Linked DNA regions of Mus musculus: region 1 is linked to region 2. Evidence: chromatin contacts called from ENCODE POLR2A ChIA-PET data. All regions are on one chromosome and are shown on one strand. The core of a region is the stretch at or near the end of the contact, and the rest is flanking DNA. Distances in the headings are between cores, read along the strand shown.

Region 1 (5,236 bases), core at 10-2,509, 100 kb after region 2:
TTTCTTCATTTGTCTTGGGACAGCCCAGACCTGGCTCATTCATCTATCCAGCCAAGGCTAGACATCAAATTACTAGTGTATAGCTCCTTTAAAAAACAAACAAACCAACTTGCATAAGATCAAGAGAGAGCCACAGTAGGCAGCATGTTGGCCCTTCACTTGCTTTTCTTCCCGTTACTGACTCCTGACTTCTTTTATTTCCTCTGGAGCCTGAGCACAGCAGTTCCTTCTCTCTGCTGTATTTAGTTCCTCTCCAAGTTCACACGATAAGCAGTGGTAATTGCCAAGCAGAGAGAGAAAACCAACATAATCATAACTAAATGTTTCAATCTTTTGGATTGGAGATGACAAGGGAACTGGAGAATAATTGACCTGTCGAAGTTTGATGATTATTCACAAACTTTCACTCGTCACTTGTTTAGCCAGGTGTGCTGACACACAGAAGGGCAAGTTACTGGCAAATTTGGGATTACATAGTAATTTAGTTCTAGGGTATGGATTATACTTGATTGCAACATATTTTTAACAATTAAGTCATCAAACTTTTAGTTTTTAGTAACAATTTCAACCCACATGATGCTTTCACATTAAGTTTTGTTTAAAGGAGAAAGAAAATGAGGCAGAACTATAATGTGTCCAAGCCACAAAATTTCCTAAGATAGAGCCCTGAATCAAATCCATATCTAATCGCCAAAGTTACTGCCTTACAGTGTCCCTTCCTTTGCAATAAAGTCTGGAAACACTGTGGTACAGAGAAAGCCAAACCCCTTTGAATACCTCCTTTGCACTTCCTGCCTGGACACAAAGTATTTGCAGACTCCATCTCCTCTTCGGGTTCTCAAGTGTTTTTTCTTACGATGCTGGACGTACAAGGCAGGGTTAACATGGACCCGAACGTCCTTAACTGTAAATAGTAAAAGACACGCAATCACCAATCTATTGCCACTATTGCCTGACAGTCCCGGGATAAGCAAAGTGTCCCCGCTGGCGTCCCTTACCTTGGACTGGTCAGCCCTGTCCACGCCTACCTCACCGCCGTGGCCACTATGGTCCAGCCGGGCTTCCTCGAACACCCAAAGAAGCTGTACAGTAATGCTAATCTGTCTACCACTGGGTCTTGCTTTCTCGCCAAAGCTCCCTCACTCAGGATGCAGTTTAAGAATTCCCGCCGAGAGCAACTGAAGTAACAACGTAACCCACTGATCCCAGAGTGCTTTGTGCTTCCGCCGTACACGAACATGGTGGCGCCCAGCAGCTCCACACTAATCCCAGCATGCACCGCAAGGTACGTCCGGCCAGTCTGATGATCAGGAAGATGGCATGCTCTGGGGTGGAGCCACAGATCCTTGTACAGTACTTAGTATTACGAAAGGATCTATCTCAGGCTCCCTTTTCCTGGCCCACCGGCGCACTGGTAGCGCAGGCTTGTCACGCCGCCACAGCAGCCTTGCACCTTCATCGAGACCATCCGCACACGGCAGCTTATCTCCGGGAGCTGGGGCGCATGCGCAAGGTGGTTCTCGAGGTGAGGCGTGGGGAGTATCCGGAGGGACCCTAAACGGGGGTGGGGTGCCGAGGCCGGAAGTAGATCTGCTCTTGGGCCCAACCCTTAGCTTCCGGAAGTACGTGTGGCATGATTGTAGGAGGGATCACTAAGAGTTTGGGAATGGTCTGCGCTACGCAGTGAACCTTCCCTTTGGCAGAGCATGACTGTGAAGAACCGACGCAGACCCTGCTATCACAGCGTTCACCAGAAATTGGTTGTTCCAGTGTCCCTTAGATCCCTGGGAACGAAGCTGGGGAAAGCGTGGCGCTTATGCCTGTGCACCAATCTGCCTTTTAAAACTGGGCCTAGCCGGGCGAGGTGGCGCACGCCTTTAATCCCAGCACTTGGGAGGCAGAGGCAGGCAGATTTCTGAGTTCGAGGCCAGCCTGGGCTACAAAGTGAGTTCCAGAACAGCCAGGGCTATACAGAGAAACCCTGTCTCAAAAAAAAAAAAAAAAAAAAAAAAAAAAAGAAAGAAAAAGAAAAAAGCTGGGCCTAAAATTAGCACTGCCTTAATATTGTTAGTAAGAAATAGAGGCTGTTTATTTAAAAGGAGAAATGCTCAGTGAGTGGGGAAAAGGAGTATGTTTTTCAGAAGCTCTGAGTCTCAAGTCTCCTAACTGACATTTACATAGCACCTGCTTCTCTAGAGAAATCTTTATCCAGGAAAACACTGGCAAAGGGGTGAGAGTGGAGGAACAATGGCCAAAGGGACCAACGTGCCAACCTACATCTGTGTTCAACTTTCTGAGGGGTCCTTTCCCATCTTGGTGATTTACATACGCATTTGATTAACCCTTTTTTAAAGATCTACTTAAATTCTGTGTAGGTGTGTGTGTCTGTGGGACATATGCACATGGGTGCAGACGTGTAGGTGTGTGTGTCTGTGGGACGTATGCACATGGGTGCAGACGTGTAGGTGTGTGTGTCTGTGGGACGTATGCACATGGGAGGACAGAGTAGGATGTAGGCTCTTCTGCAGTTATAGGCAGTGAGAACATCCCACTGTGGGTTCTAGGAACTGAACTCTGGTCCTCTGGACACGGAGCATCTCCTCAGCTCCTGGACTAACTCTTAAGGGTTAGGACCATATGATATTCTTTACCAGAAAGCCTTCTCCTAGATCTCCTGGAATTTAAAAAAGTTGTATTTGTATCCAGGTCAAGATCCTGTTGGCCTTAGATCCTATTCTGCTGACCAAAAAGCATATAATAGGGTAGATGAAAAGGGTTGGTGAGATGGCTCATTGGGTAAAGGCATATGCCACCAAGTCTGACAACCCTAGTTCTATCCCTGGACTCACTTGATGGGAAGAAAAAAAAAACAAAAACAAATCTTACAAGTTATTCTCAGTGTGCATGCATAATATAATATTCTAGTTTGCTTTTTGTTGCTGAGAAAAATACCATGGCCAAAAAAAAATCAACTTGGGAAGGAAAGGATTTATTACACCTTACAGGTTACATCAATCATCTAGAGAAGCCAAAGCAGGAACTTAAGGCAGAAATCTTGAAGCAGAAACCACAGAGGAACACTGTTTACTGGCTCTCCTGACCTTCAACTATTTTACTTATACACTTAAGGCCAATTTGCCTAGGGATGGTACTGCCCACAGTGGACTGAGCCCTCTTATATCAAATAGTTGAGAGATGTGTCCTGCATCAACTTAGGCTTGGGCCTGAGGGGATGAGAGAGGGAGAAGGAAAGTATATGTAATTTTAGAAGTCTTCCCAGTGGTCAGCTGAGTCACAGATAGCTTAAGGGTGAAGGTGAGCTGCAGTAGGCGCCAGCCATAGGGAACTAGAAACTATATAGCAGAATTCAATACAAAAAAGAGAATTGCATTTTATTAACAGGGTATCGAGCCTCCTTCTCAGCCCCTTCCTAGCCACTTCTGTAAGATCCTAAAAAAAGGAAATAGCAAACCAATGGGCACAACTGTTGCTCTACAGTTCTTTGGTGGAGCCACAGCTCCAGTTACAGAGCCCGTCCCCACTCTTGTGACCTTCTGACACTTCCTAAATGGGTCATTCAGTCTGTGTTGTGTGTTCTGCAACTTGTAGGCTGCTGATGAGACCACCTTGAAGGAGCTGGCTGAGACCCTGCAGCAGAAGAACATTGACCACACGCTGTGGCTGGAGCAGCCGGAGAACATTGCCACATGCATAGCCCTGAGGCCATACCCCAAGGAAGAAGTGAGCCAGTATTTGAAGAAGTTCCGATTGTTCAAGTGACTGTAGTTCTGGGAGAACTGAAAGTCAGCTGGGTCTGGGGAGCCAAATGGCCACCATCCTGAAGCATTGTGGGTTCCTTTCAATGTTGTTATACTCTTCCCCTCTAGTTATGGTGGTTTCTTAAGAACCAGCACAAATTCAAATTAAAGCTCTCATTAATAAGCACCTACTACTATCATCATTATCATCATTGCCACTAAGTTCAAGTGAGGAGAGTGGATAAGCATCACTATTATCTGTGGGTCATCGCTGACACACAATATGTTTTCTGTTGGGAATAATGGACTTCAGGTCACTCAGGTTTAAAATGTTGCCTTTGAGTTCCTTACCTCCCCTCCCTCTCTCTGCTCCCCATTTCCCTCTTCTTTCCTTGATGTCCCATGACTGGCCTCCAGTCTCTGGTGCCATAATAGAATGCTTCTTTTCTTCCTCTTTCCTGACACCTAACACATCACCTTCACAAAGTCTTCCAGCCAAGAATTACTCCCCTCCCTAAACATCTGTACATGACAAGTTTGTACAATAATTCTTACCATTTATTCTCTCTCAATGAATGCTGACCATCCAGTGGCTGGGCAGAAGAGAGAATAAGGGTGGGACTTCTACCATCCAAGGGACTGGGAGAGAGGAAGCGAGTTGTAGATCTGACACGGGGAAAGAGAAGTGAGTTCTTGAGAGTTCAGCAAAAACCAGAAGTATTATTGCTATGTTGGCTGTGAGGTAGCCAGATTAGCTTAGGGGGTTCAGACAGATCATTTGACTGCCCCAGGTGAAGTTTGGAAACAAATCTTGGTTTCTCTGTGTCATTATTGGGGACTAGCTAGGATAAATAATTCATTTTACATACTTTGACACAGGTTTTGGGGATTAAACTCAGGTTATCAGGTTAGTGTGACAATTTTTTTTTTTACCTGTTAACCCATCTCTCAGTTCATTACCGGTCAGGGAGCGTTTGTCACGCTCTCATGATGGCTCACCTCTGTCCAGCCCAGCAGCCTCTTGGGCCATCTGGAGCCTCGGAGCCTCTTTAGTGCGGGAAGTCGGGCCGCAGGCGGCGGGCAAGCAGAGCCTCTGGATGGATCCTTCCTCAGAAGCTTCGATAATTTGCAGAAGCTGGGCCATGCTCCTCATTAACATCTGTCTGTCCGCATAGTCCGGATTCATTTCACTGTGCTCTTGCTCCCAGCAGGCCTCTAGGCAAGATGTCCCTGCCCATTGGGATGTGCCGTTGGGCATTCAGCTATGATGATGCCCTAGAGGACCCTGCGCCCATGACTCCTCCTCCATCGGAATTGGCAGCATCCCCTGGAAGCCAGTGATTCCAGAGCGCAAGTATCAGCATCTTGACAAGATAGAGGAGGGTGCGGCCAGTGTCTCTTCCCTTGCTGTGACTCCATCACCAGCCACTGACAGTTCAGACAAGGCCCCTGTGGTGAAGGCTAAAGCTACCCATGTC
Region 2 (5,177 bases), core at 723-3,222:
CTTGGATGCTAGTCAGAAACTAACATTCACAGCCTAGCCACTAGCTTTTCTCCCCCCCCCCTTTTGAAAATCAATGAATTCCTTTGTTAAAAGTAAAAACCACATCCTTTATCGTCATGTAACAAGTTGCAATAAATTCCTGGACCCCAAACAACTTAAACTGATGGGGCTGGTGCTTTGTACAGAGTTCACCCTCCGCCTCTATTTGAAGTTAGTTATTGTGCTTTGCCTTTCTAATCAAAGCCCTGGAGAGTGTGGGCTGAGGCACGTGGGAGGGATGGGGAGTGCAGGGTGGGGGGTACTGATCTTGTCAGACAATTTGAGGGACACCCATACACACAGCAATGGAAGACCAATTAAGTGATGGACTATTCCCTGGGTGTTGTGAATGTATGCCTGAAGTTCTAAATGGACATCTATCCCTGAGTGACAGGGCATCCCTCGCTAGCTCCCCATCCCCTGTGTCTGTTTTTCTTCTCTCATCTTTAGCTGCCCCCAAAGCTTGATCCCTTAATGCTGAGGGCTGTCCTCAGTCCCTTGAGCACATTTTCTTCTAAAACGACTTTCACTCCTAACAAGGTGTTCTGTCAAATTCAAGGAAAATAATTGATGCTACGGCTTAGGAGATGGACAGGTCCAAAAGGAGCATTTGCTTCTTTAAGGAAGAACTCAAATACATCCCAATTGGTTGGATGTGCACTGGAGATCTTCGTGAAGCAAGGCCTCTTTCAGGTCCACGTGCCAGGCACCAATCAAGCTACTTCAGTCCTCTTTTGTCACCAGTTTCGGCTGCTTATTCCCTCGAAGAGAGATCAAGCCCCACGCTTGACGTCTGGGCTGCCAGGGTGGGCGGAGACACTGAGATGGGGCGCGCCCACTCAGGGAGCTGCCCCCAAACCTCAGCCCGAGGCCTCTCCTGTCCCCGGAAGGAAGCCAGGGTAGAAGAAGGGCGGCCGGGGTGCCCCAGCACGCCTCACCTTCAGGGAAGATACGTCCCGGGCTTTGATCTTCCGTAACACGGCCTGTTTGGGGGCAAGGCGCAGATTCGCCTCGTTCCTTTCTATCTGCCACCAATTCGGCGTTTCCACGCAGTCGTCGCCGGGCGCTGGCAAGAGGGAGACACCGGGGACAGCGAGGGGGCCCCTCCACCCGGCGCCCAGGAGGCGGCGACAAGGCGGGGAGGGGCCGCCCGCCTCCTGGGGCCTGCGGCGCGTGTGAATCAGTGTGCAGAGCGCAGCGCACGGACTCGGCTGGCTCGCCCTGCGTGCGGGGAGAGGATGCTGGCAAGCTGCCCCGGCCTGGGCCCGCCATCCGCAGCGCGCGCCGCCGCCGTCCTCTGCGCCCACCGATGCTGAGCCGCAGCCTCGCGCCTCTCCCAGCCTGACCCGGGGCCTGACCGCGAGGGGACCCGCGCACAGGCTCCGGGTGGACGAGCTGGCGCGGCGGCACTGCGGGAAGCAGCCTGCGGCTCGCTGAAGCCCACTTGGCTTGGCTCCGCAGCCCCGGTTTGGAGCGCGCGGCTCCCGAGTTCCCGCACAGGTCAGCGCCAAGCTACGACCCAGGGCTGGATGGACTTCCACGAGGCTGCAGAGCCCGAGGTTGGGAAGGGGCTGGATTCTCCCAGGGGTGGGTGGGGGAAAGGAAGTAAACAGAAGGGAGATGAGGGAATCCCCAGGACCGCTCCGGCTCCTTCCAGGCACGTTTTCTTTTCAGCTTGGAGCCAGTGGGCCTGAAGGGAATTTAGGTGAGGAAGTCAGGGATAGAGCCGGGCATACAAGGAATGGAGAGATGGCTAGGCCCCTCCAGAAGCCCGACGCAGGAAACCGGGTGTCTGGTGTGGACTGGACTGAGTGTGTGGGCGTGCTTGGGAGGCTGTGGTGTTGGAGGCTTGTGTAGCATGGATCTGTATGAGGGGTAGGTTGGGTCAAGGAAAGAGGCGCCATGTCCTTAGCCATGTCCTTTTAAGTTGCAGATGTTCGGTGCCACCTGTGTCCTGGGAACCCACTAAGCATTCCAGCTCCAGTTGGACGCCCTTCATTCATAACCAAGAGGAACCTCCCCGCCTTCCCCGGGTCTTACGAAGCCCTGGTGAAGTGGCTTGACCTGCAGGTCTCCCTTCCTCATTAGAAACAGCCAGCAGCCAACATGCCGAGGAACCAGGGCTTCTCGGATCCCGAGTACTCGGCAGAGTACTCAGCTGAATACTCGGTCAGCCTGCCCTCTGACCCCGACCGCGGGGTCGGCCGGACCCATGAAATTTCTGTGCGGAACTCGGGGTCCTGCCTGTGCCTGCCTCGCTTTATGCGGCTGACCTTCGTGCCTGAGTCCTTGGAGAACCTCTACCAGACCTACTTCAAAAGGCAGCGCCATGAGACCCTGCTGGTGCTGGTGGTCTTTGCGGCCCTCTTTGACTGCTACGTGGTAGTGATGTGCGCGGTGGTCTTCTCCAGCGACAAGCTGGCGCCCCTCATGGTGGCAGGCTTCGGTCTGGTGTTGGACATCATCCTTTTCGTGCTCTGTAAAAAGGGGCTGCTCCCGGACCGAGTGAGCCGCAAAGTGGTACCCTACCTGCTGTGGCTGCTCATCTCGGCCCAGATCTTCTCCTACCTGGGCCTGAACTTTTCACGGGCCCACGCAGCCAGTGACACTGTGGGTTGGCAGGCTTTCTTTGTCTTCTCCTTCTTCATAACGCTGCCCCTCAGCCTCAGCCCCATCGTGATCATCTCTGTGGTCTCCTGTGTTGTGCACACGCTTGTGTTGGGGGTCACTGTGGCCCAGCAGCAGCAGGATGAGCTGGAAGGGATGCAGCTGCTGAGGGAGGTGAGTCCCACCCTCCTCCCTATCTGTCTATTGTATTCCTTCTCTTCCAGCCAAGTGTCACTCAGGTGGGATTGCTTTCAATGCCAGGAGTTGAACACGTCCTGAGCGGCCTTGGGGTCCCAGTTGTCAGTTCAGAGGACTACCTCTCAGCCCCTGGGAGTGTGCACCCCGATGTCATATGGTGTTTTTCCTAGAGAAAGAACACTGGGCCTCGGGGCCACTCAGCCAACTGTGCCTGGTTGGAGTTGGTGACAGCACCTTGGATCTTGGTGTGGAGGAAGTCTTGCTCAGCCAGTCTATGACCCAGGTCAAGAGACGGCTTGTGGCAAACTCTGCTTAACTCCAGATGGTGTTTGACTTGTGGGGGTTCAGTGCTCTCAGTCAAATGGGGATCCTGTCTGCCCTGGATGCAGAAGTGGCTGTTATCAAGATCCAAGGGAACAGAGATGAAAGCCTGTTAGGTTATGTGAAGAGCTTAAGGAGGGAAGGCGTGGTTATTAGATACCCTGCTTCTTCCTTAGAGCTCAGAGCATCACCAGCAGATAGGTGATGTAAGGGAGGGTGGTCTCCCATAGAAGGCAGAAGTGGGGACACAACCGGGACGGTTGTCATAGCCGCTGTGGTGTGGAGTGTGGTGTTGCGGCCTAGCAGGCTAGTTCCACTGAAGGCGTGGACAGTTGAGATTCAGCTTTGCTGATTTGCGTTCCCACCAAGTGCTGCGAGAGATGGGCTGTGATTCTGGTCTGAATTATCTGGTCATCCTTTAAAAGGCTCCCCAGAGACGTGAGTCAATGCGTTCTGTATCTTACGACACACTTTCCAGTTTTCCGTATGTGACCAGAGAGCAGGGAAGTGGCCAGGAACAGCCATCAGGTTTCTTCCGTCTGCTTCCAGAGGTCTTTACCCACATCTCACTGTGGCTTCTGTCTTACCAAAGCCTTTGTCATTGTCTGCTTGGGTTTGGGGCATGGCTTACAGTGGTACCTCTGGTGACAGAACTTTGAGGGGCCTGTTCCATTGCCTCCCAGCTGTTTAGAGGGAAACATGGCTTCTGCTGGGTTTTTAACTTTTTTTCTAGGTCTTGGTACAACGTTCTTTCTATTTTTCCCATTCTGGGTCAGGTAGGAACCTACTTCACAGATATATATATATATATTTTTTTTAAATTGATTTATTATTTTGAGGCAGGGTTTCATGTAGCCCAAAATGGTCTTGCTGTAGCTGAGGGTGACTTGAGCACCTGATCGATCCTTCTTGCTTCTACCTGCCATGCGTTAGGTTTGTAGATGTGGGCTACTGTGCTCAGTTAAAGTTCACAAAGGTTTTCTGCTCGGCTCAGCACCAGGCTAGAGCCTGTGCGGTTATAGCATATCACTGTGGTCTTGGTTTTCATTTTTTGTTTGTTTGTTTGTTTTTTGTTTTCCTGGTGCTGGGTGTTGTCCTGTGAACACCTGTTGTTGCTGCCCTGGCTTCCTGGGTTGTTGGCGTCCGCTTATGTCTCTGCTTGTGGACAGGTTTTTGGGAGGACGTCCATTGTCATTGCTGTTGGGCATTAGTTAGGACAGGAAGGTCTGGTAGCATTTGGGGTTTGAGGACATATTCTGAACCATTACCTACCTTCCAATCAACAAGTATTTCTTCCTTTTTCTTCTTGCCAGGGTCCCTGGCTGCAATTACATCTCCCCAGTGTGCTGTTCATTAAGGAGCAAACCAGAAACAAATCAGAGAACAGAGCGCAGAGACCCTCCCCCCACTTCTGCCACATGTGGACCTGTTTGTTGTCAAGAGACTTTGGGGTACAGAAAGTATCTTCTAGTGAAATTGAGCAGTCCTTCCCTAAGTCTGGGCCTGCCCAGAGTGCTGGGATAGGGCACAGTGGAACCTTGTCGTGGCAGAGAATCTAGGTTTAGTGGGGAGCAGACTTGAGTGACTGTAGATAGGGTGTCCCCAGAGGGTCAGCAGAACCAGTGACCAGATTCCAGGGGAGCTGTCTCCTGGCTGCGGTCCAGGAAGGTTTGCCTGCAGGTTTGGTTAATGGAGGGACCTGATTCTTCTTGCTTCAGCTCTATGTGGTGGAGGGTAAGGCTTGTGTGATGTCAGCCTAAAGAGGTGAGCGGCTAGGGGCCAGGATAGACAGGGTAGACCTGAAGTTCATTCAGACGGAAGCCACTGCCAACCCATGGAAACTGGCGAGCACTGAGCCATGTCTGGTATATTCCACTCTCATGAAGATTCTCTACCCATGTCCTCTCAGCAAGGGCCTGGGAGAGCCCCCCAGGTCATAGGGAAGAATCACAGAGAAGCAGCTGTTGATCTCTGGCAGCAGAAATGAGTAGAGCCCAGGTGTGCTGGGTCAC

Evidence for each region. ChIA-PET counts read pairs that join two places held with the same protein, here RNA polymerase II (POLR2A).
Region 1: POLR2A ChIA-PET joins it to region 2 with 10 read pairs in embryonic stem cell. The contact joins the promoter of Ptrhd1 here to the promoter of Adcy3 in region 2. POLR2A ChIA-PET finds 5 or more read pairs at or near these places in 4 of 5 experiments (Patski and embryonic stem cell).

The regions. Positions count from the first base shown.
Region 1 is chr12:4,232,754-4,237,989 of GRCm38, forward strand. Ptrhd1 (peptidyl-tRNA hydrolase domain containing 1) reads left to right here and starts at 1,260. Exons shown (of 2, transcript NM_001204912.2): 1 at 1,260-1,525; 2 at 3,610-5,236. The coding sequence starts at 1,274. The coding sequence ends at 3,780. Cenpo (centromere protein O) reads right to left here and starts at 1,212. Exons shown (of 7, transcript NM_134046.6): 1 at 999-1,212; 2 at 778-904. The coding sequence starts at 823. It also overlaps the pseudogene Gm29696.
Region 2 is chr12:4,132,181-4,137,357 of GRCm38, forward strand. Adcy3 (adenylate cyclase 3) reads left to right here and starts at 1,973. Exons shown (of 21, transcript NM_138305.3): 1 at 1,973-2,820. The coding sequence starts at 2,146.